2 separate regions of the Homo sapiens genome follow, and region 2 is linked to region 1. Evidence: read pairs that join two places in POLR2A ChIA-PET (ENCODE). Cell type or tissue: Caco-2. All regions are shown on one strand. Each heading gives the region's core, and the rest is flanking DNA. Links, peaks and the distances in the headings are about the cores only.

What was found. Peaks named below come from ENCODE experiments on the same cell type or tissue, not always from the same donor. Only the 100,000 strongest peaks of a DNase experiment are listed, where the experiment ranks them.
Region 2: POLR2A ChIA-PET joins it to region 1 with 5 read pairs; 3 of 35 experiments call an interaction of 5 or more read pairs at or near these places.

Annotation. Positions count from the first base shown.
Region 1 is chr11:130,020,757-130,026,133 of GRCh38, forward strand. No RefSeq gene overlaps it. Among named protein-coding and RNA genes, the nearest start is that of PRDM10, 21 kb to the left of the region's middle. RefSeq lists a silencer at 2,690-2,769. In Caco-2, for the core only: no CTCF peak of the experiment used is centred there; a DNase peak (open chromatin) is centred at 2,635.
Region 2 is chr11:130,101,991-130,107,367 of GRCh38, forward strand. The region is part of intron 1 of APLP2 (amyloid beta precursor like protein 2); the gene reads left to right. Among named protein-coding and RNA genes, the nearest start is that of APLP2, 35 kb to the left of the region's middle. RefSeq lists a silencer at 4,191-4,391. In Caco-2, for the core only: no CTCF peak of the experiment used is centred there; no DNase peak of the experiment used is centred there.

The DNA of each region.
Region 1 (5,377 bases), core at 153-5,152:
GGGAGGGGGATTAGACCTTGAATATCTTTTTAGGGGGATAAAATTCAACCCTCTACAATATCCTACTTATGATAATCAACTGAAGCATTCCTATAAAAAAATAGATGATAAAAAGAAAAATAGAGCCAAGCATGGTGGCTCACATCTGTAATCTCAGCACTGTGGTAGGCTGAGGCGGGAGGATCACTTGAGTACAGGAGTTCGAGACCAACCTGGGCAACATAGCGAGGGTAACAAACCTCGTCTCTATTTGTTGTTGTTGTTTTTTTTGAAGGAGGTGACAGCTAGGCGCGGTGGCTCACGCCTGTAATCCCAGCACTTTGGGAGGCCGAGGAGGGCAGATCACGAGGTCAGGAGATTGAGACCATCCTGGCTAACACGGGGAAACCCCGTCTCTACTAAAAATACAAACAAATTAGCCGGGCGCAGTGGTGGGCACCTGTAGTCCCAGCTACTCAGGAAGCTGAGGCAGGAGAATGGCATGAACCCGGGAGGCGGAGCTTGCAGTGAGCAGAGATGGTGCCAGTGCACTCCAGCCTGGGCCACAGAGCGAGACTCTGTCTCAAAAAAAAAAAAAAAAAAAAAAGAGGTGACAACGATGCCCCATATATTATTTAACACTGCCTTGAGGCTGAACACAATGGCTCATGCCTGTAATCCCAACACTTTGGGAGGCTAAGGTAGGAAGATTGATTGAGACCCAAGCATTCAAGACCAGCCTGGGCAATGTAGCTGAGAGGTGACAGCGTGCTGGCAGTCCTCAGAGCCCTCGCTCACTCTCGGGGCCTCCTCTGCCTGGGCTCCCACTTTGGCGGCACTTGAGGAGCCCTTCAGCCCGCCGCTGCACTCTGGGAGCCCCTTTCTGGGCTGGCCAAGGCCGGAGCCCGCTCCCTCAGCTTGCGGGGAGGTGTGGAGGGAGAGGCGCAGGCGGGAACCCAGGCTGCGTGCGGCGCTTGCGGGCCAGCGCGAGTTCCGGGTGGGCGTGGGCTGGGCGGACCCCGCGCTCGGAGCAGCCGGCCGGCCCTACCAGCCCTGGGCAGTGAGGGGCTTAGCGCCCGGGCCGGCAGCTGCTGTGCTCAATTTCTCGCCGGGCCTTAGCTGCCTTCCCGCGGGGCAGGGCTGGGGACCTGCAGCCCGCCATGCCTGAGACTCCCCCCACTCCGTGGGCTCCCGTGCGGCCCGAGCTTCCCCGACGAGAGCCGCCCCCTGCTCCACGCGCCCAGTCCCATCGATCACCGAAGGGCTGAGGAGTGAGGGCGCAGGGTGCACAGCCCCGGTGCGGGATCCACTGGGTGAAGCCAGCTGGGCTCCTGAGTCTGGTGGGGACGTGGAGAACCTTTATGTGTAGCTAAGGGATTGTAAATACACCAGTCGGCACTCTGTATCTAGCTCAAGGTTTGTAAACACACAAGTCAACACCCTGTGTCTAGCTCAGGGTTTGTGAGTGCACCAATCGACACTCTGTATCTAGCTACTCTGGTGGGGACTTGGAGAACCTTTGCGTCGACACTCTGTATCTAGCTAATCTGGTGGGGACGTGGAGAACCTTTGTGTCTAGCTCAGGGATTGTAAACGCACCAATCAGCACCCTGTCAAAACAGACCACTGGGCTCTACCAATCAGCAGGACGTGGGTGGGGCCAGATAAGAGAATAAAAGCAGGCTGCCCGAGCCAGCGGTGGCAACCCGCTCGGGTCGCCTTCCACACCGTGGGAGCTTTGTTCTTTCTCTCTTTGCAATAAATTTTGCTGCTGCTCACTCTTTGGGTCCAGACTGCCTGAAGAGCTGTAACACTCACCGTGAAAGTCTGCAGTTTTTCTCCTGAAGCCAGCGAGACCACGAACCAACCGGGAGGAACGAACAACTCCAGACACACCGCCTTAAGAGCTGTAACACTCACCGCGAAAGTCTGCAGCTTCGCTCCTGAGCCAGCAAAACTACGAACCCACCAGAAGGAAGAAACCGCGAACACATCCGAACATCAGAAGGAACAAACTCCGGACACACCGCCTTTAAGAACTGTAATGCTCACCGCGAGGGTCAGCGGCTTGATTCTTGAAGTCAGTGAGACCAAGAACCCACCAATTCCAGACACATAGCTATACCCCACTCTCCACAAAACACTGAAAAATTAGCCAGGGATGGTAACACACACTTGTAGTAGTAGCCACTCTGGAGGCTGAGGCTGGGATTGCTTGAGCCCATGAGTGTGAGACTGCAGTGAGGTGTGGTTATACTACTGCATTCAGCCTGGGCAACAGAGTGAAACCCTGTCTCTGCAAACCAACAGCACTGCCTTGGAAATTCAAACCAATGCAATAAAATATAGAACAAAAATAAGAGATAATTATTAGAAAAGAGAAAACAAAATTATCGTTACTTGCAGAGTATACAGTTAAGTCTACAAGAGTTTGGTGACTAGACACAAAATACAAATTAATAGTTTTCCATAAAGAGTAACAAAAATCACAGGAAATGCCAAAGAAAAATACAAGTTTATGGTGAACCTACTATGCACTTAACTTGATCCTTCAAAAAATGAGATGTGTGAGATGACTCAATTGTTAGAAATGATTTCTGGAATGCCTGAGGTCAAGGCTTCTGCCCCAGACACGCTTGACTGGCTCCACCACTTTGCCTATGGTCTGTTCACTTGCCAAGCCTAGTTTTGATTATCACTACTCCTCACTGACAGCAGGAAACACAACTGAGCAATCTGCGATTGTCTTTCCTCTGATCACACCAGTTGGTCCCAAGGGAGTTCATGGGTCACAGCCCAGCAGCCCCTTTGTGTGCTTTCACCTGTGTTGGATTGCTACCTGTTTGTTGGAGAAGGTTGCTTTCCAGCCTGTTTTAAACCAACAGTGGCCTTTTGCCATCATCTTCCCCCATGTTTATAATTTGGCTTGATGGCTAGCTGAACAATAATAGGGAAAATGACAAAAGAACATAATAGGGATGGAAGAGAAAAACAGTTGTATACTTTGGGCCAGTGGTTTGCTTGCTTTCCTTACAAACAGGAACAGAGAAGTAGTACTGGGAAGGAAAATGGAAAGAGAAAAACAAAAACAAACACAAAACCTTTAGTAGAGTAGGCTAAGAAGATATGAATGATTCGTGTTTTAAATGACAGCTCCCCGAAAACATTATAGAAAATACTTTCTTTTTTTTTTTTTTGAGATGAAGTCTTGCTCTGTTGCCCAAGCTGGAGTGCAGTGGCGTGATCTTGGCTCACTGCAAGCTCCGCCTCCCGGGTTCATGCCATTCTCCTGCCTTAGCCTCCAGAGTAGCTGGGACTACAGGCGACTGCCACCATGCTCGGCTAATTTTTTTTTTTTTTTTGTATTTTTAGTAGAGACGGGGTTTCACTGTGTTAGCCAGGATGGTCTCGATCTCCTGACCTTGTGACCCGCCCGCCTCGGCCTCCCAAAGTGCTGGGATTATAGGCTTGAGCCACAGCGCCCGGCCAGATAGAAAATACTTTCTAAGAATTTTCACTGATGAAACATTCAGACATCTTTTTTGTTGTTTACTTAAAGCTTAATTTTAAAAACGCAATACAGGGCAAAATATTTCTATCTGGAGTAAAACTCTTCTTTCTGTATAGTGTTCTACAACACACAGAGCCTTCCATATACATGGTCCCATTTGATCCAAGTGAGATTGCAAATATCGTGGCTGACCAAATGGTAAACTAGGGAGAATCTTATGATGAATGGGAGAAAGGAAATGGAAAATTTTTTGGAAAACAAAACCCTAAGCCAAATATAGCAAAGATTAAGATCTACAGGAACATTGTTCTGAATATTTATGGGTAATCCATGAATAATCCTCAGAAATAGATATTGCTCATGCAAATCAGATGAAAAGAATTTGGATGGATTTTTCCAGCACATATGGCAATAAAGCCTGTGAGAAGACTAAAAAGACAGTGACATTCTTTGTTGTTGTTGAGATGGAGTCTTGCTCTGTCACCCAGGCTAGAGTGTGGTGGTGCAATCTCAGCTCACTGCAACCTCTGCCTCCTGGGTTCAAGCAATTCTCCTGCCTCAGTCTCCTGAGTAGCTGGGACTACAGGTGCCCACCACCACGTCCGGCTAATTTTTGTATTTTTAGTAGAGACGGGGTTTCACCGTGTTGCCCAGGCTGGTCTCAAACTCCTGACCTCAAGTGATCCGCCTGCCTCCGCCCCCCCCAAAGTGCTGGGATTACAGGTGTGAGCCACAGTGCCCAGCCGACAGTGACATACTTGAGGGACATGGATGCAAAGTTTTAAACACTGAGAGGAAACTAAGTGCTATTGGTTAGAAAAATAATCCTTCTCTGTTAGTAAAACCACACTTCATTAAAAGAGACAGCAAGAAATGAGGAGAAACTCCACTGTACCCTGATACATACTATAATACTTCATGGTTTTGTTTGTTTGTTAGTTTTGAGACGGAGTCTCACTCTGTCACCCAGGCTGGAGTGCAGTGGCATGATCTCAGCTCACTGCAACCTCTGCCTCCCAGGTTCAAGTGATTCTCCTGCCTCAGCCTCCTGAGTAGCTGGGACTATAGGCACCCACCACCACGCCCAGCTAATTTTTGTATTTTTAGTAGAGATGGGGTTTCACCATGTTGCCCAGGCTGGTCTCAAACTCCTCACCTCAGGTGATTTGCCTGCCTTTGCCTCCCAAAGTGCTGGGATTACAGGTGTGAACCACTGAGCCCGGCTGATAGTTCATGTTTAGATTTTAAGTTGCTTGAGCTTGTTGTTCCCTCTCAGCAAACAGCAAGAGACAGACTGGTCCTGCATGGATTTAATCTTAGGACCTTTTCTCCTCCTTAGCAGTGTTTTTTATTTACTCTACTCATGTGGTCATGGAATGTAAATGTTCTCTTAACTGCTCTTTCTTATCATATTTAAAAAAACCAACAGAGAGCTTGAGAACTGAGTGTCTTCCCTTTCAAGTCTTCTCTTCACATTTCAATATGGCACCCAATTGCTTTTCACTGTAGTCAAGACACAATCAAATTTTTTTAAGTTTACATATTTTATTTCCTCACCAAGAAGAAGCATTAATCACTGATACCTAAAAATGCAATCATTGCTGGTGACTAGGTTTCTAGAAGAAATTTTTTTTTTTTTGAGGTGTAGTCTTGCTCTGCCATCCAAGCTAGAGTGCAGTTGCATGATCTTGGCTCACTGCAACCTCTGTCTCCTGGGTTCAAGCAATTCTCCTGCCTCAGCCTCCTGAGTAGCTGGGATTACAGGCACGCGCCACCACACCTGGCTAATTTTTGTGTTTTTAGTAGAGACGGGGTTTCACCATGTTGGTCAGGCTGGTCTCGAACTCCTGACCTTGTGATCCACCCACCTCAGCCTCCCAAAGTACT
Region 2 (5,377 bases), core at 222-5,221, 81 kb after region 1:
TGAGATTAATGTAGGTGTCTGATGTGTGTCTCTGCTCTCAAGTAATTGTTTTCCCTTTTGTAGCTAATATCTTTGGGGAGATACCTTGAAAGGATACTGAGAACAGAATTTTTTTTTTTCACTTCGTTCAGTTTAGTAAATCTTTGGTGAAGGTTCATGAACATAAATTTGTTCTAATTTGTGAACCTTGAAGTACTTCAGCGCTTGAACAAATATGAATGAAAATAATATATAGGATTTTCGTATCTTTTAACAGATGGTCCTTTTTTACTGACTTTTCCTTAAAAAAGGTTTTTGAACAAGAGCGTCGTACCTTTCGCTATCAGTAGTTTGCTAGTGGTAACTAGATGCCTCGAAGGCCTGCTTCATTCCGCGTTTATTAGAACTAGAACTGTGTTACATTGCCTTCGCAGGGTGAAACTTGAATACTCGTGTGTCTCATAAAGCCGGATTCCTTTCAAAGAGACCTGATTCTTCCACTAGTGGGATCAAACCATGTTCATGGGAAGATGCTCCCTCTATGGCAGGCACCTTCAGAAGCCCTGCAGCCAGATTTGATCCTGGAATAGTAGCTTCAATGAGGGCAGAGATAACTGGGTGTGCACGTTTGCTTTGGAGTGAGAGGACTGCCTGGTCCTGAGGGCTTTGTGAAGGGAGGTAGGCTTAGATGAGCCCAGGAGTTGCATCACTTGAGGTGATTAAAGGCCCTGATTTAAAGTAGGTTGAGACTTAGATTTATTTAGATTTACATATTTATTTCCTTAAGCCATTTCAGGTTTTCGACCAAGTTACTAGAAGCACTTTTTACCAAGTTGAATTTCTGTCCTTGGATTGCTAAACTGTTCCCCAAGCCAAATTAATAAAATGGAATTTCTTATTAAGAATGAATTATTAAGCAAAATGGAAGTGCTGGGCTAGGGAAGCAGTTGATGCAATTTGTTTTCCAAGCCTTAAAAGTGCTGCAGTATGCATAGATCACAAGGACTGGCTTCAGTGCCAACACATGGGGCATTAATTTTTTTGGTAGAGGATTCCAGGTTTACAGGATATCAGAAGTGCTGACTTGGCAGCAAAATCCCATTTGTAACATGTTAGATTAGGAAACAGATTGATTTATATGTTGATGTAATGGATCAAGGCACAGTCTGTGCTTAAGGAAATGGACAGCACATTAAATAAGGGCATTTTCAAGGTAGAAGTACAAACATTACAGAAAAAATTAGCCTTTTACACCCTAGGTAGGGTTGGGGTATGTTTGATTAGTTGACTCCTAAAACATGGTCCACAGAGGCTTTTTATATTTCCGATGATACCTTCTTGAGAGTCTCTTAAGACCACAAGGATTAATCTTTCTGAACTCAAAAGTGAATCACTACAGCATATTAGCTGTCTGGATTGATTCCAGTTTCTCTGCTTTTTCTTGGTGGTAACTGATGTGAGGATCTGTTGGTGCTTAGCTGCCTCTTCCTGTTGCTTTAACCTCTGGTATTTTAAGATTCTCTTTAGGGAAGATAGTACTGACCATCTCAGCACAGAGCCGAAATGCACTTAGCGCTGATGTGTTGACCTTAGTGGTTGACCCATAAACTGAACATTTATACAGTTGGAACTCTTGCGGTCTTTTAGCCAACAACCATAATGAGTAACATGTGGAACATAATCTTTGGTGCTGATAAATGGCTTTTTACGATGAAATTGACCATTCCACGCTGTGGCTTGGGTGACCTCATGTAACTAATTACTGTTTCTTAGCTATATTCACTTTTGGAATTTAAGGGGTAAATGGTTTCTCCTTCTGCAGGCTGAACTGCTGACAGATTAAATACCACCTGAAATCTGATTTGTTTAGTAGCTGTCTTTAATGTAAAAATATAGAAGGCCAGAGGGAATCTAGGAAACACTGCTCAGAAGCTTTCAGACTTAACTATAGGAGTTCATTCGTAGCAGGTTTAGGAAGCACATTCCTTCCGACCTGTAGATTGGGCTTTTCATATACGTATTTATCATGTCTTCTTGGATTTTCTTCATTTAATTCTATCTGAACTTTCGAAGTGGGAAGCAAAGGATTCGGGGGAGAGCACTGGTTTCAGTACACGAAAATATCCCTGGGGTTTCCTTACCTTTATCTTTGGATATCCCCATTTTTCTCGACACACAATCCAAGTTTCTAGCCATAATCCTTAGATTACAAAAGAACAGGACTTTTGGTACACATCTTTTTTTTTTTTTTTTTTTTTTTTTTTGAGACAGATTCTCTGTCTCTGTTGCCCAGTCTGGAGTGCAGTGGCGCAATCTCGGCTTCACTGCAACCTCTGCCTCCTGGGTTCAAGCGATTCTAGTGTCTCAGCCTCCCAAGTAGCTAGGACCATAGGCACGCGCCCCCATGCCTGGCTAATTTTTGTATTTTTAGTAGAGACAGGGTTTCACCATGTTGGCCAGGCTGGTCTCGAGCTCCTGACCTCAGATATCCACCTGCCTCAGCCTCCCAAAGTGCTGGGATTACAGGTGTGAGCCACCGTGCCGGGCTTGGTATGCATCTTGAACTAAGTGTGAAGATTAAGCACATCTGTCTTGTGCATCCTTTATACCTTTTAATGATTTGTTTGAATTAAGCACCACTAGAGTATTACCTATGAATAGGTGTGTGTTCCTTCCTACACATATCTTTAGGTGTTTTTTCCTTCTTTGGGGGAAGCAGGAACTCATATTAGTCTGTAGCTTCACGTGCATTCATACTGAAGGCATAGGGCCTTCTACTTTAATAAATGAATATTCGTTCCAGCAGGGTAAAGTCAATTCTAGTTAATAAAGGTGCTAATTGTTTGTTGGGTTTAACTGAGGTGTTTTTCAGCCCTGATAGATATTGGCAACATTTTAATTCCAAATTAGCTTTCTCCCAGCTGTCCAACAAGGGTTGGTGCTTCCTTCTCTTATACTAGTAGAAAGCAGGTTCATTTTAATAAGCTTCGAAGCAAAACATATGTCAGATGGTAAATTGGTCCTGGAAAAAGACCATAATATATTTCACAATCAAATTTAAGTTACTGATTAGAAGGATTGTTCATGTCTGTGTAGTTCATCAGCATAAATAAATTAAAGTTTCCTAGAAAATCATACATTTTCCACATATTTTAAAAGTCAGCTAGGCGTAGTATCTCATGCTTAGGATCCCAGTCCTTTGGGAGGTCAAGGCAGAAGGATCACTTGAGCCCAAGAGTTTGAGACCAGCGTGGGCAACACAATGAGACCCCATCTCTACCAAAATATAAATACGTGTATACTGGGTGTGATGGCGCATGCCTGTGGTCCCTGCTACTCAGGAGATTAAGGCTGGAGGATGGCTTGAGCCCAGGGGGTCGAGACTGTAATGAGCTGAGATTGCCCCATTGCACTCCACGTGGGTGACAGAGCAAGACCCTGTCTCAAAAAAAAAAGGGTGGGGGCATCAAAGCTACCCTTTCTTGTTAGTAGGAAAACCATGTCATGTATATGCTGTTTTTGAAAAGAACAACATGGTAGACCATATAATCTAACCCTCCTCCTCTACAAGTTTTAACTTAAGAACTGTTATTTGTTTATTTATTTTAATTTTGAAGAAAGTTTTGCAGTTGGGGACTCTTATGGCTATAACCACGAGTAATGGATGTTTTTAGAGAGATGCCTGTGCTTGTCTCTCTCTTTCTCTCTCTCTCTCCCTGTCTTTCTGTCTGCTTTTTTTTTTTTTTTTTTTGAGATGGAGTTTCGCTCTTGTTGCCCAGGCTGGAGTGCAATGGTGTGATCTCTGCTCACCGCAACATCTGCCTCCCGGGTCCAGGCAGTTCTCCTGCCTCAGCCTCCTGAGTAGCTGGGACTACAGGCATGTGCCACCACACCCGGCTAATTTTGTATTTTTAGTAGAGATGGGGTTTGTCCATGTTGGTCAGTCTGGTCTCGAACTCCCGACCTCAGGTGATCTGCCTGCCTTGGCCTCCCAAAGTGCTGAGATTACAGATGTGAGCCCCCACGCCCGGCCGATGCCTGTGCTTTTCTCGTGCATGTCTGCAGGAGCCTTGCTGTTGTAATGTTACTTCTCAGCTATAGCTTCTGAGCTGTTAATGGTTAGACTGCACATAAAAGGATATGGGCCAAAGACAGATCTTATGGAATAGTTGATTATTTTTACCCAACATGAGAGAAAATTGTTCATGAAATCCCCTTTAGTGTTCTGTGTTTATGAATGATGCCATCACATTTTGAATCATGGGAGCCAAACTTGAACCTTCCTCTTCCTCATCCCTCATATCAGTTATCACACCTAGGCCTATTTTAGGCTCTGTGGTTTCTTGAATCTCTCTATCCACCACTCCACCTTAGCCCAAGCTACCATTTATTCCTCTCTTGGAATGTGCACCTCCAGTGTCCTGAATGATTTCCCTGCATACACTCATTTCCTTTCAGTCGGTTCTTCACCGTGCAACTAGAGAAAGCATCAGAGCTTTGTTATGAAAATAGTAACTTTCTGCTTAAAGCCTCTCAACACTTCAGTGGTAAGGACTGAAGTCCTTTCTTGGTCTGCAGACTCTTGTCCCGGCATGCCTCTCCCACCATCTCTCTGCCTCAAAATCAACATTGCCTCCATATGGGATGCTTAAAGCGCTACTCAGCTGTCACTCTCTTTAGGAAGCTTCCTTGATCAGCTTCCTACCCAAGCTTAGGTCAGATTCCTTTTTTTTTTTGAGATTTGAGTCTTGCTCTCTTGCCTAGGCTGGAGTGCAATTGTGCAATCTCGGCTCACTGCAACCTCTGCCTCCCGGGTTCAAGCAGTTTTCCTGCCTCAGCCCCCTGAGTAGCTGTGATTACCGGCATCCGCCACCACGCCTGGCTAATTTGTGTATTTTTAGTAGGGACGGGGTTTTGCCATGTTGGACAGGCTGGTCTCGAACTCTCGACCTCGTGATCTGCCTGCCTTGGCCTCCCAAAATGGTAGGATTACAGGTGTGAGCCACCGCGCCCGGCCCAGATTCCTTTTTTATGTGCTTTCTCAACACTGTGTTCTTTTCCTTCTTAAGACATTTGGGAATGTGGTCACACTTTTTGTGAGTTTTAACTCTTGCATTAGAGCCCCAAGAAAGCAGGTCATGACTTTTTTGCCCACTCTTATATCCTAAACACTTAGCATGTTGCTTTGCGAAATAGTAGTTGCTCAGAAAATTTTCTTTTGTGGGTAAATTAAGTAAAATTATTGGAATTTTAGTAATTCTCCACTTTCATGATTTGGTGTGTGCAAAGGATTAGAAAGTAGATTAGCTTTTACGAGGACAGACTGCAGTTGGATTATATGTTCTAAAGTTAGAAGTATCCCAGATGGGGATTGAGGGTTAGATTTTTCCTTTGCCTA